Linked DNA regions of Mus musculus: region 1 is linked to region 2. Evidence: chromatin loops called from intact Hi-C (ENCODE). Cell type or tissue: gastrocnemius. All regions are shown on one strand. Each heading gives the region's core, and the rest is flanking DNA. Links, peaks and the distances in the headings are about the cores only.

Evidence for each region. Peaks named below come from ENCODE experiments on the same cell type or tissue, not always from the same donor. Only the 100,000 strongest peaks of a DNase experiment are listed, where the experiment ranks them.
Region 1: it touches region 2 in a loop (2.2-fold over the local background); 3 of 42 quality-filtered maps call a loop at or near these places.

The regions. Positions count from the first base shown.
Region 1 is chr1:88,223,602-88,233,132 of GRCm38, reverse strand. Mroh2a (maestro heat-like repeat family member 2A) reads right to left here and starts at 6,113. Exons shown (of 42, transcript NM_001281466.1): 1 at 5,905-6,113; 2 at 4,987-5,079; 3 at 4,725-4,906; 4 at 2,660-2,791; 5 at 2,345-2,507; 6 at 791-889. The coding sequence starts at 5,065. In gastrocnemius, for the core only: no CTCF peak of the experiment used is centred there; no DNase peak of the experiment used is centred there.
Region 2 is chr1:88,289,905-88,299,435 of GRCm38, reverse strand. No RefSeq gene overlaps it. Among named protein-coding and RNA genes, the nearest start is that of Trpm8, 12 kb to the left of the region's middle. In gastrocnemius, for the core only: no CTCF peak of the experiment used is centred there; a DNase peak (open chromatin) is centred at 4,582.

The sequences.
Region 1 (9,531 bases), core at 773-8,772, 66 kb after region 2:
CTGGAGATTCCAGTTAGGACAGCAACAAACACAACCTCTTTTCCTTAGGCATCAGGGTTTTGGGACCCAAATTAGTGTCAAATAACCAAATCACAGGGCCAGATGCTCAGATGCAAATAGCCTCCAAGGACTTTGCTGAGACAAGCCCAACAGAGAACATGTGCACTGCCCTTTCCTTCCTGCAACTGTCTCTCACCTTTCTCTGAAAGTACAGAACAAGCTACACAGAGTCACAGATATGACCATGGTCTTCTAAAATGTACCCACATGCCCCCAAGGTGGCAGACCGCAGGCTATACTGGTTAGCTTTTAATCATAAACCAGAGTCATCTGAGAGGAGGGAACCTCAATTGATCAAACACCTCCATCAGACTGGCCTGTAGGCAAGTGTATGGGGCATTTTCTTGATCAGCAATTGATGTGGGAGGACTCAGCCCACTGTGGTGGTCCTTAGCTGTATAAGAAAGTAGGCTACGGTAACTCATGAGGGACAAACTAGTGAGCAGCTTTCCTTGACCTCTGCTTTAGTTTCTGCTTCCATGTCCCTTAATGCTGGATGTCAAGTTGTAAGCTAAAGTAAACTCTTTCTTCCCCAAGTAGCTTTTGGCTATGGTGTTTATCAAAGCATCAGAAACCCTAACTAGGATGTGAACCAAACAAACTCAGAGACTGAGCAAAGCAACCACTGGGATGCAAACCAACTTCTCATTCAATAAACCCTTATTCCCCTCCTCACCCCCTTTATCCCTCTGGTTAAGGCTTGACCCACAGGCCCAAGTGAGACACGCACCACTACAGATCACCTGGCGCATCTTGGCTTCGTTGGCAAGTCTCAACATCGTGAATATGGTAGCCAGGGTGATGCCCATGTAGGGCATGAATTCAAACACTGTAGAACATCAAGAGGCCACAGGGAATCAGGGAGAGGGTTGAGAGGGGAGAAGGTAGAGAGAGTGACCCTACCGCCCACCACCTTAATACTCAGGTGTCTACCAGGAAACCCTTTGCCATCAATAATATGGCAGGGAATAGGGTGGGATGCCACATGTTTAAAAAGGGTGAACTGAAAAGAAGAGAAGGGGGAGGATGTGAGAGGGAGCAGGGAATCGAGGAGCTACAGAGGAGTGGAGGGACAGAGAGCCACAGGACAGGGAGAAGGCTGATGTGGAAAGAAAGGGCAGGAGGGTCCTGGCCAGGGAGCATGTCTGCTCAAGGGCATATGTGTGACTCTTGAAGAAGACTCGGTGTTCTCTATTCTTGGATGGAGAAAGACAGCAGACAGGACTCACAGACATGAGAGAATCCCATAGGAGACTTCCAGAGTCTAGGTCTATTCTTCTTTCCAAACCTGGCACCTCCACTCAAGCTGAGAGCACCCCTCTACATTTCCTCAGATTCTAGACTCACAGTGCGTTTCTAATGATGAACTAATTCTCTCCTTCACTAAGAGCCCCAGCAAGCCCCATCAACCAGGATCCATTCCCAGCTGTGTACTACCTACTAAACCTGCCCCAGCCCTCCTCCATCTACACAGTGTTCAGAATTGTCTTCCTAGAACTGGAATTTCATCAGACAACTGCCCCTTAGAAATCTCTACTAGCTTCCTGCACCTTAAATGAAGCTAGAGTCCTGGGATTGCTGATCCCAGTCTGCCTTTCTCACCTAACGCCCATCTCCCCGCTAGGCATCTCCAGCCACAGGAACCTCTTGGGTCTTCAGATAAATCAAGTTCATTCCTGCCCCAATGCCTTTGCACATGGTGTTCTCAACAAGTGGGATTTTTTTTTTAATTCCATCAAGCTCTCTGCACACACGCCTCCCTCCCAAGTCTCAGCTAGAATGCAACTGTCTCACTAGGAGCCCTTTCCATAGCTGTTCTCACACAGTCATCTCGGCCATCCTCTTCATAGCTGTCATCTCCTAAGCATCTGTTTCCTTGTTTCCTTGTTTATGGTCCCTACAGAAGCCAGGAACTACATGGGTTTTTCTCACCATTGGGTCCCAGCACCCAGCACAGGCTCATGGGGCAAGAGTTCCATATGCTTTTGCAGGTGGAAAGAAGGAGTAGAAAATGAGCAGAGAAACAGCGGGGGAGAAACAAAATAGAGTAGGGGTGAGTGGGGAGATATAGGTGAAGAGAGGAGACAGACAGACAGTCAGACAAAGAGAAAGCGAATCAGAAACACAATAGAAGGGAATCTGAGTGGTAAGGACTAGGCATGTCACAGAGAAAGAGAGAGAAATGCAATGGGTAGGGCCAGAAACAGAGGTAAACTGAGTGACAGAAGAGCGAGAGGCCAGCCCAATCTGGCCAGGAACTGGGGTTAGGATCTCAGACCCCTACCATTGCCATTGGCCAGCTTGGCCAGGGTGACAATGACAAACTCGTCAGTGAGGTTGAGAGGCTTGAGATGATGCTGCAGTTCATACATGACCAAGCTGAAGTGGTTTCGGGACAGAGCCACTAGAGTCTCACTGGCCACCTCGGCGGTCTCAAAATCCTCCGCCTGCAGGGAACAAGAGAGACACCGCTAGCCCTCTCCTGACTTGATCAGGTTCAGTCTGCCTCAGTTTCATGAGACAGCCTGGGCCAGGCTCAACTTCAGTCCAGCTCCTGGGTCTGCAGAAGGAAGGCATGGTGGAATCCAGGGCCTACTACCTCTGTGATATCCCGCATCTGCTTGGAGGCAATGGCCACCAGCCTTTGTATACAGTGCTCCTCCATCTCCCCTTCCTGCTGGATGATCTCCTGCATGATGTTGTAGATGTTCATTTTGCGTTGGGTAGAAATCTAGGAGCAAGCATGGCAGGTGGCAGCAGGGGTGGGGCTTTTCCCCAGCACCACCCGCCATCTCCATTCCCCACCACCTTGTCTCAGTTCTCCTCCATCTGCAGCCCCTCCCAATTCTGTGCACTCACCCAACACTCCCCGTCCCTAGTGTCCCCGTCCCTAATGTCCCCATCCCTAGAACTTACAAGTCTTTTCTCTTGGCTCAGTCAACGGTCAGTGAGGAAGGTGTCATTTGGTCAACACACAAGGTCCTTCACACACTAAATAGTGTCAGGCTTGAGAGCCCAAGAGGCAAGGACTCAGGCAGGAAACAGCTTCTATGTGGGCAGCACTTATTACCAAATAAGGTGTCCTGGTTTAGGATGGAGTTGGGCAGATGGCTTGTGTGCCCAAGGCCATATCTGGATAGTTACATTTGAGAATGATTCTTACTATGTGCATGAGTGCATATGTGCATGTGTGTGTGCATGCAGACGGAGGTCAGAGGATAGCCCAAGGGGCTGTTCCTTAAATGCTGCTCACCTTGGGTTGTTTGGTTTTGCTTTTGTTTTTTTATTAGACAGTGTCTCTCACTGGCCTGGAGCTTGCCAGATAGACTGGGCTGGTTCTTCCTGTCTCTGCCTCCTGATTGCTGGGATTACAAGTGCACACTACCAGGCTTAGCATTTTTACGTGGGTTCTGAGGATTAAACTTGGGTCCTTGGGCTTGCAAGGCAAGCATGTTACTAACTGGGCTATTCAGTCATGGGTGACTTTACACGGAGCATCATGAGTCTAGGCTTTGAACTCTGAACACAGAGGAACAGTGAGACCATGGTAACTGTTCAGTAAGGACTTCATGGCACTAGTGGCACTAGACCAAGTTCTCAGCCTTTATTGTTATCATTGCCCCTGAAGTAGCCGTTTTTTTTTCTTTTGGTGTTTCCCTAAGTGTCCCTGCCACACAAACCTTAAAGCACAAAGACCAGCAAATAATCATGTTTTCTTTTTTGTACTTTCTGATGCCTTGAGGTCTGCAGATGAGCAATGCTGTAGAGCCTGCCCTTCCTGGTGGTAGCCAACTCTAAGAGATAGTTCACCATTTGCTTGTGTGAATGCTTTTTGAGGTAGAAAATAAAGTCTCTTATAGACTGAATTGGATTCCCTCAAAGATGTATATGTTGATGTAAACCCCCTAAGTTGAATGGCATTTTGAGGGGGGCCTTTGGGAGGTAACTTGGACTTAATAATGTCAGAAGGGTGGGGCCCTGATCCAAAGGGACTGGCAACTGTTTGGAAAAACTGGAGCTCCCTGTATCTGTCTCTCTCCATAAATCAGTGGTTTTCAAGCTTCCTAATGTTCTTAGGAACCCTTGAATACAGTTCCTCATGTTGTGGTGACTCCCAACCATAAAATTATTTTGTTGCTACCACACATTTTGCTACTGTTATGTAACTATTTGATATACAACCCTCAGAGGGGTCATGACCCACAGGTTGAGAATCACTGCCACAGAGGAAAAGCCATGAAGATGGTGTCAGGGCAGCTGTCAGTAGGCCAGGAAGAGCCTTAACAGAAACCTGATCATCGGGCATCTTGACTTTGGCCTTTTAGGATGCAGAACCGAGAGGAAATGCATATCTGGAATTTTAGCCACAGAGTTTATGACAACCTGAGCAGACTGCAATCCCAGTCAATCCTGAGACCAGTCCCCACCAGCCAGGGACCTCCCAAACCTACCACACCAGACACAAAATTGCCTCCCAAACAGATCACTCTAACCCCAACTAGCCCTGAGGAATATGAGTGCCTCTGGTGTCAGCCATCTCTGCATCTTGGCCCTTAACGCTGTGTTCATGGTGACTGAAAAGGTGTGCTGAATGGTAGGTGGACTCCCAGGCATCTAAATGTATCTGGTCAAAGAGGAGGTCTGGCGGCTTAGGGTGTCCCTACCTCTGGCATCTGCAGGCAGCGGATGAGCGCGTTCATCACTACACAGGGATCCGTGGTAGCCTTCTCTGTGATTATCACTGAAGCCAAGGTCTTCCGCATGTCCAGGCCTGGCCCTGTGGTGTCTGTCTTTGCTGATTCACTGTCCATGATGTTCAGGAGGTTGGTGACTTGGAAGAATGTACCTGACACAAAGATGGTGTAGGTGTGGTGTTGAGTGGCCCAAGAGGGACCAGTGGTGTGGTGATGTGGTTGACTTCCTTACCATCATCCTCTGGCTCTAGAAGTGCCAGATGCTCTGCTTCCTCCAACATGTCTTCATTCAACTCAGTGGCTTCTTTCATGTCTCCTCAAGTGCCTTCAAGATGGATGAGATTAATAAATACTCCATGTGACAACACTCCCTAAGAAGACCTCCCAGGAGCTCACAAACTTTTTAAAACTCTTCCTTCAGTGTGGGTAGAATCTGTGACTCCGTTTGAACCATTAAATAACGTAAAAGGAGCAGGATGTTCCCCTTAGATGCAATGCTTATAGGAATTCCCTCTCTTGAGTTGCTTGTGTTGTTGGCAAAGGTGATGGGAATTGACTTCCAGGATCACATTGTTCACATGGGGCTCTTCACAGACTAGAAAAAGACACTCTGCCATCACGGAGAGGAAAGATTGGTGATGTGTGCTGCCTATGGAGGGACCATGTGGTTTGAAACTGGGGTTCCCAGTCCTGTAACTACGGGAACTGAGTTGTGCCAACCATCACATGCAGAGGAAAGGTTATTGAGTGCAAAAGAGAAAAGTAACATTGCCCACAACTTGGCTGCATCCTCTAAGACCATGAGCAGTGGGCCCAGGCAAGCCACACCCAGACTCCTGCCCATGTAGAAACTGAGATAGTGGGAACTTTTTTAATCTACTAAAGTAGTTATACTTTGTCACACAGTAATAAACCAATATGCTTAGTAAAGACAATGCCCTCCCTCTTCTCTAGATATTACAAATTTGGGACTATGGAATTCAGCCATCTCACTAACTTCAACAGCTGTTCAATACCCAAAGTTTCTTAATAAAAGACGAACCAGAACAGAAGTCCCTCTCAGAGGACCAAAGTTCCCCAGATACTTCCTCCTCCAGCCCCAGTTCCTCAACCCTCAACCCAGAATAGCACTTCAGAGGATTCCCAGGACCTGAACAGTGGCCTTGTCACGAAGTCCTCGTCTGGGTAGAACAAAAATGTTGGCTGAGGAAGATCACTGCTTTTTATCTAATATCCACCAAAGAAAATATGAACAATGGGAGGACCCAATGTCCACCACAGACACTCGGCCTCCTCCATGGTAATCCTCATGAGGAACAGGACTCCTTGCATGGCTGGAGGTTTCATTAGAACCATCACAGTTATCTCCCAGACCCTTGGAACTTTGAGATCCAACTGCCTCCCCAAGGCACTCTCAACCAGAGCTCTGGGTACATTGGGCTGAAATCAAAGCTTCACATCAAGTTTCCATTAAATATTTATATACCCAGAGGTGTGTGCTGATGTATGGTGGCCTGTTTGGGAAAAGGAAATCACTAGTGGGGGTTACAACCAAGGATCAAAGGGGTGGAGGTAGAGCCCAGTATAGAAAGGTGGAGTCAAGGCAGCTGAAGGGAGGGAAGAGCATGGGATGGCTGTGAGGAGAGACCTCCTTCGTCACTAGGGCTACTCAACAGCCAGGTGAGGAAGTGTGTTCTAACAACTGGACCAGAAGCCAGGTGAGGAGGTGTGTTCTCACTGGGAGAGTCTCAGAAGATAAGGAATTTCAAAGACAGAGAAGAATAAGTATTCTTCCATAAACCAAAGGTGGACCTCAAAAGACCTCCTGGTCACCTGTTGCTAAGAGATCTGGTCAAGAGCAGCAGTTTGTACAACAAAAGCATCGGTCTAGGGGACATCCTTCATGCATTTCAGGTTAACAGATTGACTCCGAGTCATATTGACCCACGGCTTCTTTATTAAAATTCCATTTTGAGTCTGCCCATCTTGACAAGTGAGAGTTTGTACTGACTGATGGATACAATTTTGTTTTGTTTTGTTTTTGACAATTTGACATAAGCTAAAGTTGTCTGGGAAATGGGAACCTTAGCTGAGAAAATGCCTTCATCAGATTGGCCTGTAAGTAAGTCTGTGGGACATTATCTCTCTCTCTTTTTTTAATCTTTAAAAATTATCTATTTACATGTGTGGGTGTTTTGCCTGTGGGTTATATCTGTACAACATACAAAACTGGTACCCATGGAGCTCAGAAGAGGGCACTGGATCACCTGGAACTGAAATTAAAGATGGTTATGAGTCACCATGTGGGTGCTGAGAATTGAACACAGGTCTACTTCAAGAGTAGCTAGTGCTCTTAACATTCAAGTCATCTTTCCAGCACTGGGATAATTTCTTGATTCATGATCATGTCAGAATGCCTAGTCCACTGTGTGCAGTGCCACTCCTGGAAAAGTGGTCTTGGGTTATATGAAAAAGCAGACTAAGAAAACATGAGAGCAAGCCAGTGAGCAGCATTCCCCTGTGGCCTCTGCTTCAGTTCCTGTTTCTGGGTTCCTGCCTTGGCTAAACTGACTGTGATTGGAATGTATCAGCCAAATAAACTCTTTTCTTCCCAAGATGCTTTTGTTCATGATGTTTATTACATTGGAAAGCAACCCAGGACAGAGTTCCTTCACCTCTACCTGCTTGCTTCTAACTCTTCACTCCATCCCATTTCTACTCCATGCAATTTAAAAGGTTAAAATATGAGTTTTGGGGCTGGAGAGATGGCTCAGTGAGTGAATACTAGCTCCCTAAGAATAAGTGCCCTAGTTTGAACCTTAGCACTCACATAAAAAGCCAGTCACGACTCTGTGTGTTTTCATAATTTCAGATTTGGGGGTGGAGATGGATGACTCTTGGGAGCTTGGTGATTGACTGCCATGGACCACCTCAGTTGGGTATGGGGATCCCTGGAATGAGGGTCCTTGAAGCTAGGTGGGTAAGGATTTGGCGGTGACAAACAGAAACAAACACAGAGGCAGTTTGAATCTGAGTGTATTCTGCAGCTCTCAAGCAGGGGATTTTATACATTAAAAAACCAAACATTACATCTCTTAGAAACTATATCCAGTAAAACAATCACAGATACCAACAAAAATCATTTGGCACAGTAAAGCACAAAAATCATCCAAGCATTACAACTCTGAAACTATGTATTCAGTGAATCACAAACAGAACAGGTAACATCATTGTAAATCATCAAAATATAACAATTCTAAAAGGATGTACTTAGTGGGGGCTGTCGTCCAAGGCTAGTGGCATATCTCCAGGAGCAGGTTAATAAATCTTTAATGGTCAGTGCTCTCAACCACTGAACTAACTTTCCAGCCCCAGGGTCAATTATTTAACATCTAGTGCCTGATTTTTTATAATCTTCAATGTATAAATTTAAACTATTTTAATTCTTTCTAATTAAGGCTTTCTTTACCATATGCCAAAATCCACCTCCGATGATACACGTGTAGCCATATGAAATTTTATTGTTGGGAAAGTTTTTATCATAATAGTTTTGTAAATGATTTCGAAAGTCAAGTGTTGGTTTCCCTGGGGATAAGGTCATGTTAGTGGCCCCTTATCTAGGGATGGTTTCTTGCCCATTATTCTTGCTTAAGATCTTGGCCTAGGCTACCAGGAACATGTAAATAAGAAAAGGAATAAGAGAAAACAAAAAAGACAGGTTGCCATGAGAACTACGGCTCAATATTTTTTTCTCCAGCAAAGAGTTTCACAACTGGTTCCAGGAGGTCTCTCCCTTTTGAGGTCAACCGCCTCAGTCTGTGGGAACTTGTCACACAGATCCTACTGGAGGTGGTGTGGCAGCTGGCCAGCTAGTTAAAACAGAAATTTCAGGTTCAGTGAGAGACTCTGCTTCAAGGAAATAAGGTAAAAAGTGATAGAGCAGGATACCCAACATCCTTTTCTGGCCTCCTTACATAGTCTCATGTATACCTACTCATACACACACACACACACACACACACACTGGCAAAATTAGAATGACTTCCCTGCACTCCACACCAAATACATCTTTCCCATAAACCCCAGCACTGTTCCTCATTCTGGCCATTGGAGACACATTAGTCAACATGAAACAAAATATAAAGACAGTTGTTCACAACATCCTCTCCACCTCCCCACTGGGCCTTCTCATGACCTTCAGTGATCTCTCAAGTCATATGTTTGGGGTTAAAAACTATGTGTGTTGACTGCAAGCCTACCAGGTTTGGCTAAGCATGTTTTCTGTTGTCCATGTGGATACAGGACTAGAACATGCCTTTGCCCTCTGGGGTCTTCAGATATAATACACAAGTATTGTATGGGTTAGAACCAGAAGTAAATGTGTCAGCAATTGATGTGTACCAAACATTTTCAAAATTCAATGTCTGAAACAACAAATTATTGTCTACAGGTCACCTAGCTGTGCTGAGTTGGGTCACATCTAGCTAAGTACAACTGGAGTCACTTTGTGCAAAGGGCTTGCTGTTGGCAGAGAAGATACTAGTGTGGAGGTGCCATATGGCAAGGCTCACTCGGGTAGTTCTCATTGCAATGCAGCAAGATCCAAGAGAATGAGGAGAAATGAGGAATCCTGGTGGGGACTCAACTTTGAATGGGCACCAATTCCTTCTATGAGCTGAGGCAAGCCAGGACTCTAAGGACAAAGACATGCCTCACCTTGAGGGGAAGAGTTTCAGAGTCATACCAAAAGGCTGTAACTGTCAGCAGGGTAGAGATA
Region 2 (9,531 bases), core at 1,080-9,079:
CTGAGCTAGGGGCTGCAAGCTTCCACACAAGGAAGCCTGCACAGCAAAATCAAGTTATATTAGTGAGGAGTAGATACCAGTTTTAAGATACCGGTCTCTTTGGGTGAGACATCTCATCCAAAAATTCAGATAGATTTTATTATTAAGTATGTATAGGTTATATATAATGTATATCAGTATGTACATCTGCATGTGTGTGTGAGCATTTGTGTAGGGCAGAGGTCAGCTGTCCTTACTGGTTTTTGCTTGCTTGGTTTTTTGGTTTGGTTTGGTTTGGTTTTTTGACACCTGGAGCCTCCTGGTTAGGTTAAGCTGACTGGAGAAAGAGTCTCAGGATCCTCCCTGTCTCTGCCTCCCCAGCTCTGGGATTGTGAGTTCTGGATTTTTAGATGGGTGGCAGGGATTGAACTCAAGTCTTCATGCTTGCTCAGCAAGCACTTTACCAACTGAGCCATCTCCCCAGATCCATAAATTCCTATTTTTAATAAGCTTTCAAACACAAACTCTCATGTGATGTGCACTCTCCTGTGACAGAGTAGGTGCACACATCAGCAAGAAATGAAGTCAGGCAAGCAAGGCAGAACTTGGAGTTGTATCTGGGCTACTGCTTGAAGGTGTCACCACCTTGGATGAGGCTCATCCTCCTCCATCAATCCTTCTTGAAAACGGTGTTACAGGACATCTAAATGCCTGTCCCTTACTTGATTCTAAATCTAATCACCTCAATAGCCACATCCTGTGGTGCGTCTGGCAGACTTACTTATAAGACAAGATGCTTTTATTGAATGGATCTCATGATTATGAGATATGGTATAATTTCAAAGTGTTTTGTTACCTGCAAGATTCTGTTTGTCATTGCTACAGCAGGGGGCCTGGAGCAGTCTCTTCTTGTGGGGTGTCCACCAGAGAAGACTAGGGCATACATGGGTTTAAGCCAACAGAAAGTCTTTATTAGCCAGCCAGCAGCCACACTGGATGTTTGGGGTTCTAGTATAGCACTGAGCCTTTCTCAGTGTAAGCCTTACTCACTTATAAGCCTTTATGTACAAAATCCGTTTTCTGAGTTGACATACTTCAATCAGCAGGAATAGTTAGCTAGAATCACAACTGTAGATGACCAAAAGTAAGGTTAGTGCATTTAAAGATGTCCCCAGAACTATGACATTGATAAATTAGGTCTTTGTTTTAGTTTTGGCAGGTGGTGCTGTCTAAGCACTGAGTTTCCTGGCCTAATTAGTACTACCATCATGGAGTCAGTTGTGTTATGGTTTGGGGAAGGAGGGAATGCTACCATCTCCTTCTGAAGAAGAACAAAATAAACCCACAAATGGGGAGGCCAAGGCTGGGGTCAACTGGCCTCATCATTTTGGAGTCTGGTGAGGACCGTAAGTGGCCATGCCACCTGAGCATGCTGACACATCCAGAGCTATAAAACAGGAGGGGAAGAAACCTTTTGAGGGCGTGTCCCCAGTGTCCTAAGGACTTTCCTTAAAGCCACACCTTCTAAAAGTCCACAGCATCCCCCAGGAGGCAAGCCTTTTATTTATTTATTTATTTATTTATTTATTTATTTATTTATTTATTTATTTGTAGGAATGATGAAATTAACAAAAAGTTATGGGCCAGGGCAGGGTCTGAACCTTGTTGAAGTTGGGTCTCTTGTTTCTGCCACACTGCATACTACGTACGGGCAAGTTGGACCACAAACAGCCAGGTGATTCCTTGGTCTCTAGCTCCCATCTTGAGCTTGCCGAGCCCAGTTGATATGAGTGTCGTGCCCTCCTCCACCCGGAGATGCAGTATGTATGCTCTTTAAGGGTGTTGTCACTGAAGACCACTTCTAGGACTCCCAAAGCTCATAAATGCAACATGAAAATCCCTCTTTTGGCTCTAGATACCAAGAAGAAGAGACTGACAGGACCACACTAGTGGCAAGAAGTCTTTTCCCCTCTTAATTTTGCCTTTTTCTTCCTTCTTTCCTTCCTTTCTTCCTTTCTGTCTCCCATCCCTCTCTCTTTCCTTCCTTTCCTTCTTTTCTTCATTCCTTTCCTTCCACCCCTTTCTCCTTCCTCCTCTCCCCACCCTCTTTCCTTCTCTCCCTCCCTTGCTTCTTCCCTCCCTCCCTCCCTCCCTCCCTCCCTCCCTCCCTCCCTCCCTCCCTCCCTCCCTCCCTCCCTTCCTTCCTTCCTTCCTTCCTTCCTTCCTTCCCTCCTTCCCCTTCCCTCCATCTTCTCTTCTTCCTTCATTTCACAGATGCACAATCAGAAGGCAACTGAACCCATCAGATGATACTGGATTTGTGGGAATTTCAAAAATAAGGCTCTGCTTTTTGAGAAGGAGTGTTTAATCACAAATAGACATATTATAGGCAGACTGTTATACGGTCCAAAGAATAAGGTAGCTCCCAATTATATTCACCTATGATGTTCTTTTTTTTTTGTTTTGTGTTGTTGTTGCTGTTTTTAATGTTAGTTAATTTTCTGTCACATTCCAAAATCAAGCTAGCTTGGGGATAGGAATTGGTCCCTTGTATTTTCCATTGTATTTTAAGTACATAAAATAGAACCTGGACTAAATTTAGTGTGCAGAAAACAATAACAAAATAACAAGAGAAGAAAAAATGGAGATGAAAAATGAGACTTGGGGGGGGGGAGCGCCTGCCCCACAATCCTGACAGCCTGAGTTTGTTCCTCAGAGATCACATGAGAGAGCAGGATTTGGCAAGCGGCATGCATCTGGTTCTCCTACAGCAAAATGGGAAGTAGAGACCAAGGAATCTCCTGGAGGCTCATGGTCCAACTTACCTGCTGTCTTAGTTAGGGTTTTACTGCTGTGAACAGACACCATGACCAAGGCAAGTCTTATAAAGGACAACATTTAATTGGGGCTGGCTTACAAGTTCAGAGGTTCAGTCCATTGTCATCAAGGCAGGAACATGGCAGTAGCCAGGCAGGCATGGTGCAGGAGATGCTGAGAGTTCTACAATATCCTCATCTACAGCTGCTAGCAGAAGGGTCTTAAAGCCCACACCCACATTGACACACCTACTCCAACAAGGCAGGGCCACACCCTCTAATAGTGCCACTTCCTGAGCTTATCCAAACCATCACACCTGCTGTGTGCAGCACAGCAGAAACAAGAGACCTCACCTCAATGAGGTGGAAGAGGAGAATCATTTCCCAAAAGTTGTCCTCTGGTCACATTTGTGCTGTGGTACGTGTGCAAACCCCACACACATGTGTGTGCACACACAAACACACAACGAGAAGAGGAGGGGTCCTGTGGCGTTAAGCCATGTTTGTACTGTTTCCTGGATAGTACACATTAAACTGATACAGTCTCACACAAGCAGCGAATTCTAACTCCCTCTTCAGTTTCCCTCTCTCTGTGGAGATTTAATTGGTTTACAACCTCATAATATCACACGAAAGCGACAGAAAAAGACACTGGAAACAGACATATCCTTTCTCCATTTTATTAGCCCTTTTGAGTGGCTGGAGTTCAAGGCTTGCTGAAGGGTGACTTCATAGCAGCCTAAGCTCGGTGTGTCACGGGCAGGCGCAGCACACACTCTCCTGCCTGACAAGTCTTAGAAGACGCCAGCTGAGAGCATCACCACCACTGTGAAATTAATTTATTGACCCTGATTAATTGACCCACTAACTGTTATAACTGAGAAAAGAGGAGAAATATGGTGGGAATCCAGACAAAGCAGTTATTTATATTATGCTGTCAAGAAAACAAAATGAAGAAACTTAAAAAAAAATCAATAAGCCAATAACTCAAGCACAGAGCAGCTCCAGCCTGTGAAACATACAGTGGTGTATAGGTCACGGGACCTATAGCTGAATTCATGTATATTTTAAATTTATTTTTTGGCCCTTTCACTAACCCAGGGATGGAATAAATCATTTGGGCTCATATATGTTCCATGTCTTCCTGTGACTTTTTCTATACAAAGTTGGTTCCTGTCCAAGACTAGAACTCAGGTATGAAACATTTTTCCCTCTGGTACCTGTCTTAGTCAGGGTTTCTATTCCTGCACAAACATCATGACCAAGAAGCAAGTTGGGGAGGAAAGGGTTTATTCAGCTGACACTTCCACATTGCTGTTCACCACCAAGGAAGTCAGGACTGGAACTCAAGCAGGTCAGGAAACAGGAGCTGATGCAGAGGCCATGGAGGGATGTTACTTACTGGCTTGCTTCCCCTGGCTTGCTCAGCTTGCTTTCTTATAGAACCCAGGACTACCAGCCCAGGGATGGCACCACCCACAATGGGCCCTCCTGACCTTGTTCACTAATTAAGAAAATGCCTTACAGCTGGATTTCATGGAGGCATTTCCTCAATTTCCTTTCTCTGTGTCAGATTAACATACAAAACCAGCCAGTACAGTACCCAATGCTTTTAGAGATGGGTTGTGACCAGCATGATGACCCTGCATCTGCCTTGGTTCCTGAGACATCAGGACTAGTAACCACTGATGTTTCTGTATGTTGATTGAGTTATTCAGATACCTACCACCAGAGCTACTTCTGTGGCCATTCTGTAGAATGAGATGGGAAACTGAGCAAACTGGCTCCCTGCCCATGTTTCCACTATCTTAGGTGTGGTGTTCCTTGCCCCATTTGAAGGTCAAAAGCCGCCCTTATCAGGAGACTCTTGTCTGCAACTGAATTTATTTCTAGGGTCAAGTAATAAAAAAACAAAACAAAACAAACAAACAAACAACCTAGACTCATAACAAGACCCAGTCTGGAAATACAGACACACAGGAGGGCTCTCAGTGATTCTCCCCCCCTCCACCTTCTCTTCTCCCTTTTCCTCTCCTCTTCCTCTTCCTTCTCCCTCTCCTTGCCTCTCTCTTAGCTCCTTCTCACTTTTCATTTTCTATCTTCTTTTTCATCAAAACTCTTGCCAATCCCAGCACAACTGCTCTGCAATGGTAAGGAGTGGGTAGCCTCTGTCACAGGTAAGAATACTGAAGCAACACTACAAAGTGATAACTCTATATGGCTTGCTAGCCATGACTTGTCTCTGTTCCAGCTGGATAGAAAGGATCAGTTTGCTTGATACCCCAGAAACCTCACTCAGTGTCCAGTCAGTTTCCCGAGCAGAAAGAGCCACGTAGTGGTTTCAGACGCTCCTTCAGTTGTCCTTGCTTGTTTGTCCCTCGTTGCTCTTTTTCTGAATGATTGCTCTGTTAATAATGTGAACTCAGAGCATGAAGAACTTCTGCCCTTGCCCAGAGAGCCCCTATCATTGTAGAACCATGTGCCCAGGTGGATCCCTCTTTGCTGGGCTGTGAACTTGCTCTCAGGCCAGCCTGCATGTGGGATGTGGCGGTGAGCTCTTGCACATGGCGGAAGTGTTGGAACTGTGAGACCCTGCTCGCGGTGACAAGGCCAAGGCGGGAAGTGTCACAGTGGGGCATCCTGGCCTTTACCATCACTCTCTTTGATAGCTTCATGCAGGCCAGAAAGGCAGGCAGAATCAGAAGAAGCAAGGAACAGCAATGGAAGCCTGTGCTTCTCAGCCACCCACGTGGACAGGGAAGCCTCCTCGCCACTGAGAGCAGTTGAAAGCAATTATTGAAAGCCATTTAAATTCTAAATACACTGAATTTTAGAGAAAAAAAATGCAATGAAATGACACTTTCATGAAAAATATATGAGGTTGCTTCCAGTAATTATAGATTAGCACGGATGCTTCTTTCATTGGCCATTAATTTATATCAATTATTTATGTAGTCCTGTGAAGCTGTAGGCTAAGAACCACTTAGCACTGGGTGCCCAAGTGTGCTCTTTAGAGGGACAGACTATAGCTTCTGTTTGGATTATTTTTTTCCCCTATGACTAACACAAAAAGAAAACAAAATCAGCAGTTGAAATGAAAGCCCATTTAAAAAAAAAATCTAAGATAAGGTCTCATGACCAGGATTAGTAGCACACACTTTTAATCCCAGCACTTGGAAGGCGGAGGCAAGTGGATCTCTGTGAGTTGGAGGGCAGCCTGGTCTACAAAGTGAGTTCCAGGACAGCCTGGTCTACGCAGTGAAATTGTGTTTCAACCTCCCCAACCCCAAAATAAGAGAGAGCCTCATGGATCCCAGGCTGTCGTGGAACTCACTAAGCCAAGGATACCCTTGAGCTTTTGATTCTCTGACTCACCTCCCAGATATCTTTTTTTTTTAAACTAACATTTATTTTCATTTTATGTGTATATGTGAGTACCTGCTTGTGTGTGCATACAATGTCCCAGGAGGCCAAGAAAGCATTGGATCCCCTAGAACTGGAGTTAGAGACAATTTTGAGCTATCATGTGGGTTCTGGGAACCGACTCCTCTTGCAAGATCAGAAAGTGCTCATGACCACTGAGCCATCTCTCTGACCCCATCACACGCCATCCTGAATGAGCATCTATTGCCCTCATCCTCTGCCACCTAAAGTTATGCTGAGAATTTTTGCAACATATTTTTTGCTCTTTTCTTCTTCAGTCCCATGAAAGATTGTCTTTCTAAGAGAATCTCTGGTGACCCAAAGTGGTGGACACAGGAGGAACTGTCCTGACTCACTGGGCAACCTGCCCATGCCTTTAAGACTGGACCCTGTTCAGGCTCCTTCATCACATTTGATCACAAAAAGCAAGTGGAGAATGCTCAAGCCCTGGGCACTGAGCAAATTCAAAACTCGGATCCAGCACTGAGCTCACTGCTGTATTGTACTTTTTTTCTCTCCTTCTTTGTGTGTGTGTGTGTTTTATTAGATATTTTCTTTATTTACATTTCAAATGTTATCCCCCTTCCTTGTTTCCCCTACAAAAAAACCCCTGTCCCCTCCCATTCCCCCTGCTTACCAAGCCACCCACTCCTGCTTCCCTGACCTGGTATTCCCCTACACTGGGGCATCGATCCTTCTCAGGACCAAGGTCCTCTCCTCCCACTGATGTCCAACTAGGCCATCCTCAGCTACATATGCACCTGGAGTCATGGGTCTCCTCCATGTGTACTCTTTGGTTGGTGGTTTAGTCTCTGGGTACTCTGGGGTTACTGGTTAGTCCATATTGCTGTTCCTCCAAAGGGGCTGCAAACCCCTTCACCTCCTTCAGTCCTTTCTCTAGCTCCTCCATTGGGGCAAGGGGAAACCTTGTGTGCAGTCTAACAGAGACTCAAGGAAAGGCCATCCAGAGACTGCCCCACTTGAGAATCCATCCCATAGACAGCTACCAAACCCAGACACTATTGTGGATGCCAACAAGAGCTTGCCGACAGGGGCCTGATATAGCTGTCTCCTGTGATGCTGTGCCAGTGCTGTACTGTTCTTTCTACCTCTGTACTGTTTTCTGGTTTTAAGCGATTAATGATAACTAAAGTGGCTTCTCTATACAGAACACAGATTCTTGCAAAGATGGGGAGGATGTCTCCGTGAGACTGTATGTAACATAACATGAATAGGGATGGTGGTTTTCATGTCCAGGTGAGCTCACTGCATGGGACCAAAGACTGGGAGACCTTTTTGCCAGGCTGTGTCAACAAACTCAATCCCAAATCACCTTACAGAATCCCTTTAGCCTTTGTGGTTGACCAGTTGTCCGTCCACCTGACCCTCATGGCAGGTTGCTCTTTCATCATTTTCTTCTTCTCCTTGTTTTGTGAATTACTGGATTACTTTCTCACCTCAGCATTTTTCTCTTCTGCTTTCTTGGCCTCGATAACCCTTATCAGGTTATGGAAGGATCCGACTCAAGCACTTGCTGTTTTGAAGACCCTTCTAAGATGGCTCCTGTCCTGTCTCATCTTCTACTTCTCTGGGCCATGAATCACTAGGAGGGTAACCATGGCATTGCTCCCCAGGCTCCCCACAAGTAAATTCTAGTAAGCCTGGAAAATCTTGGACAATCTGGGATACCCAGGGCAGGCACAGAGGAGGCTTAGCATATATGTTATAATTAACAAATATTACCCAAGCCAGCAAAGACACCTTGCTGTAGTATAGAAAACTGCACCTTGATGACATGCTTAGACACAAGACGTGCTTCATTGGTTCAAATCACCGGGCATTATTTTTATTCAAATTTCTTCCCTTAACTTTCTGACAGGGGCAGTTTTATTTCAAATTAATATAATTAGTGTTGATGATGATAATAATCGCCTGGAAAGATAACAGAAATGGGACTAGGGATAGGACTCGTGCTTGTGTAGCATGCATGAGGTCCTTGCTTTGATCTCAAGCTCCATATAAACCAGGCATGGTAATGCACATCTATTATCCAAGAACTCCAGAAGTGAGGCAAGAGAGGCTCGGAAGTTCAAGGTCATCCTTGTCTACATAGCAAGTTTGAGTCTAGCCTGTGCTACATGAATAGAGATGATGGAGGAGGAGGAGAGAAGGAAGAAGAAGAGGAAGGGGAAGGGGAGGAGGAGAACAGGATTGAAAGCCTGAGTCTTATTTTAAATGAACGTATAAAATTGATGAAGTCTCAAATTTCTTCCTTCAGTAGAATAGATGCAAATGGGGTGTAGTAAAACTAGAAATAACATTTATCATCTTTAAATAGTTCTTTGTCTGCTATCAAGTACTTTTGAATATATGATGCTCTCTTATGGGTTCATATTTCAGTCGAATGGTACAATAAATAGCATTAAGCTGAGGCATCTGGCATTGCATGCAGAGTGTAGGAGCAGATAGATCAGCCTCAAAGTCTGACTGCCTGTGCTCTGGTAAGGTTCACTACAGTCTATCTGTGTGACTGACCCTGGGGCAAGTTGCTTGACATCAGTCCCTGTATCCATATACAATGGGTATACATTGAAGATGGTGCATGCTTTCTGCATTGTGAAATACAGAATGAATTAATGTTGTGATTCTCAAGCCTAATATACATTGCATTCATTGGAGAGCTTAAGATAAAGACAAACAGATCAGGGGGCTAGAGAGGAAGCTCTGTTCTTGAAGAGGACCAGAGTTCAGTTCTCAGCATCCACATCTGGAGGCTCACAACCAGCTATAACTGTAGCTCAGGGGATCCCAATTAAGATTAGAATGTAGCTTCCTAGAGCACCTGCACTTATGTGCATACATCCCCCAAGCAGATACACATAATTAAAATTTTAAAATTGTTTTTTGTTTGTTTGTTTGTTTGCTTGCTTTTTAAGCCCAGGTCACTTGGGATGGTTCATTTCCAGTGCCAATAGGATTGACTTAAAGAAGAACTAGACAAGCTAGAGATGTCTCGGTGGTTATGAGCACTTGTTGCTCTTCCAGAGGACCTGGGCACGGCACAGACATGGCAGCTCACAGCCGTATGTAACTGACGCCCTCTGCTGGCTTCTACAGGCACTGCATGCTGCAGACATGTGGGCAAAACACTCATATACATAAAAATAAATCACTGTTAAAGGAAAAATAAATAGAAATATTTAGAGAGCTGATCAAGCATGACTTCTTACTCTGTGTCTGTGAGGTGTTCCTTCCCAAAGGCAGGCTCTCTCTCTCTCTCTCTCTCTCTCTCTCTCTCTCTCTCTCTCTCTGT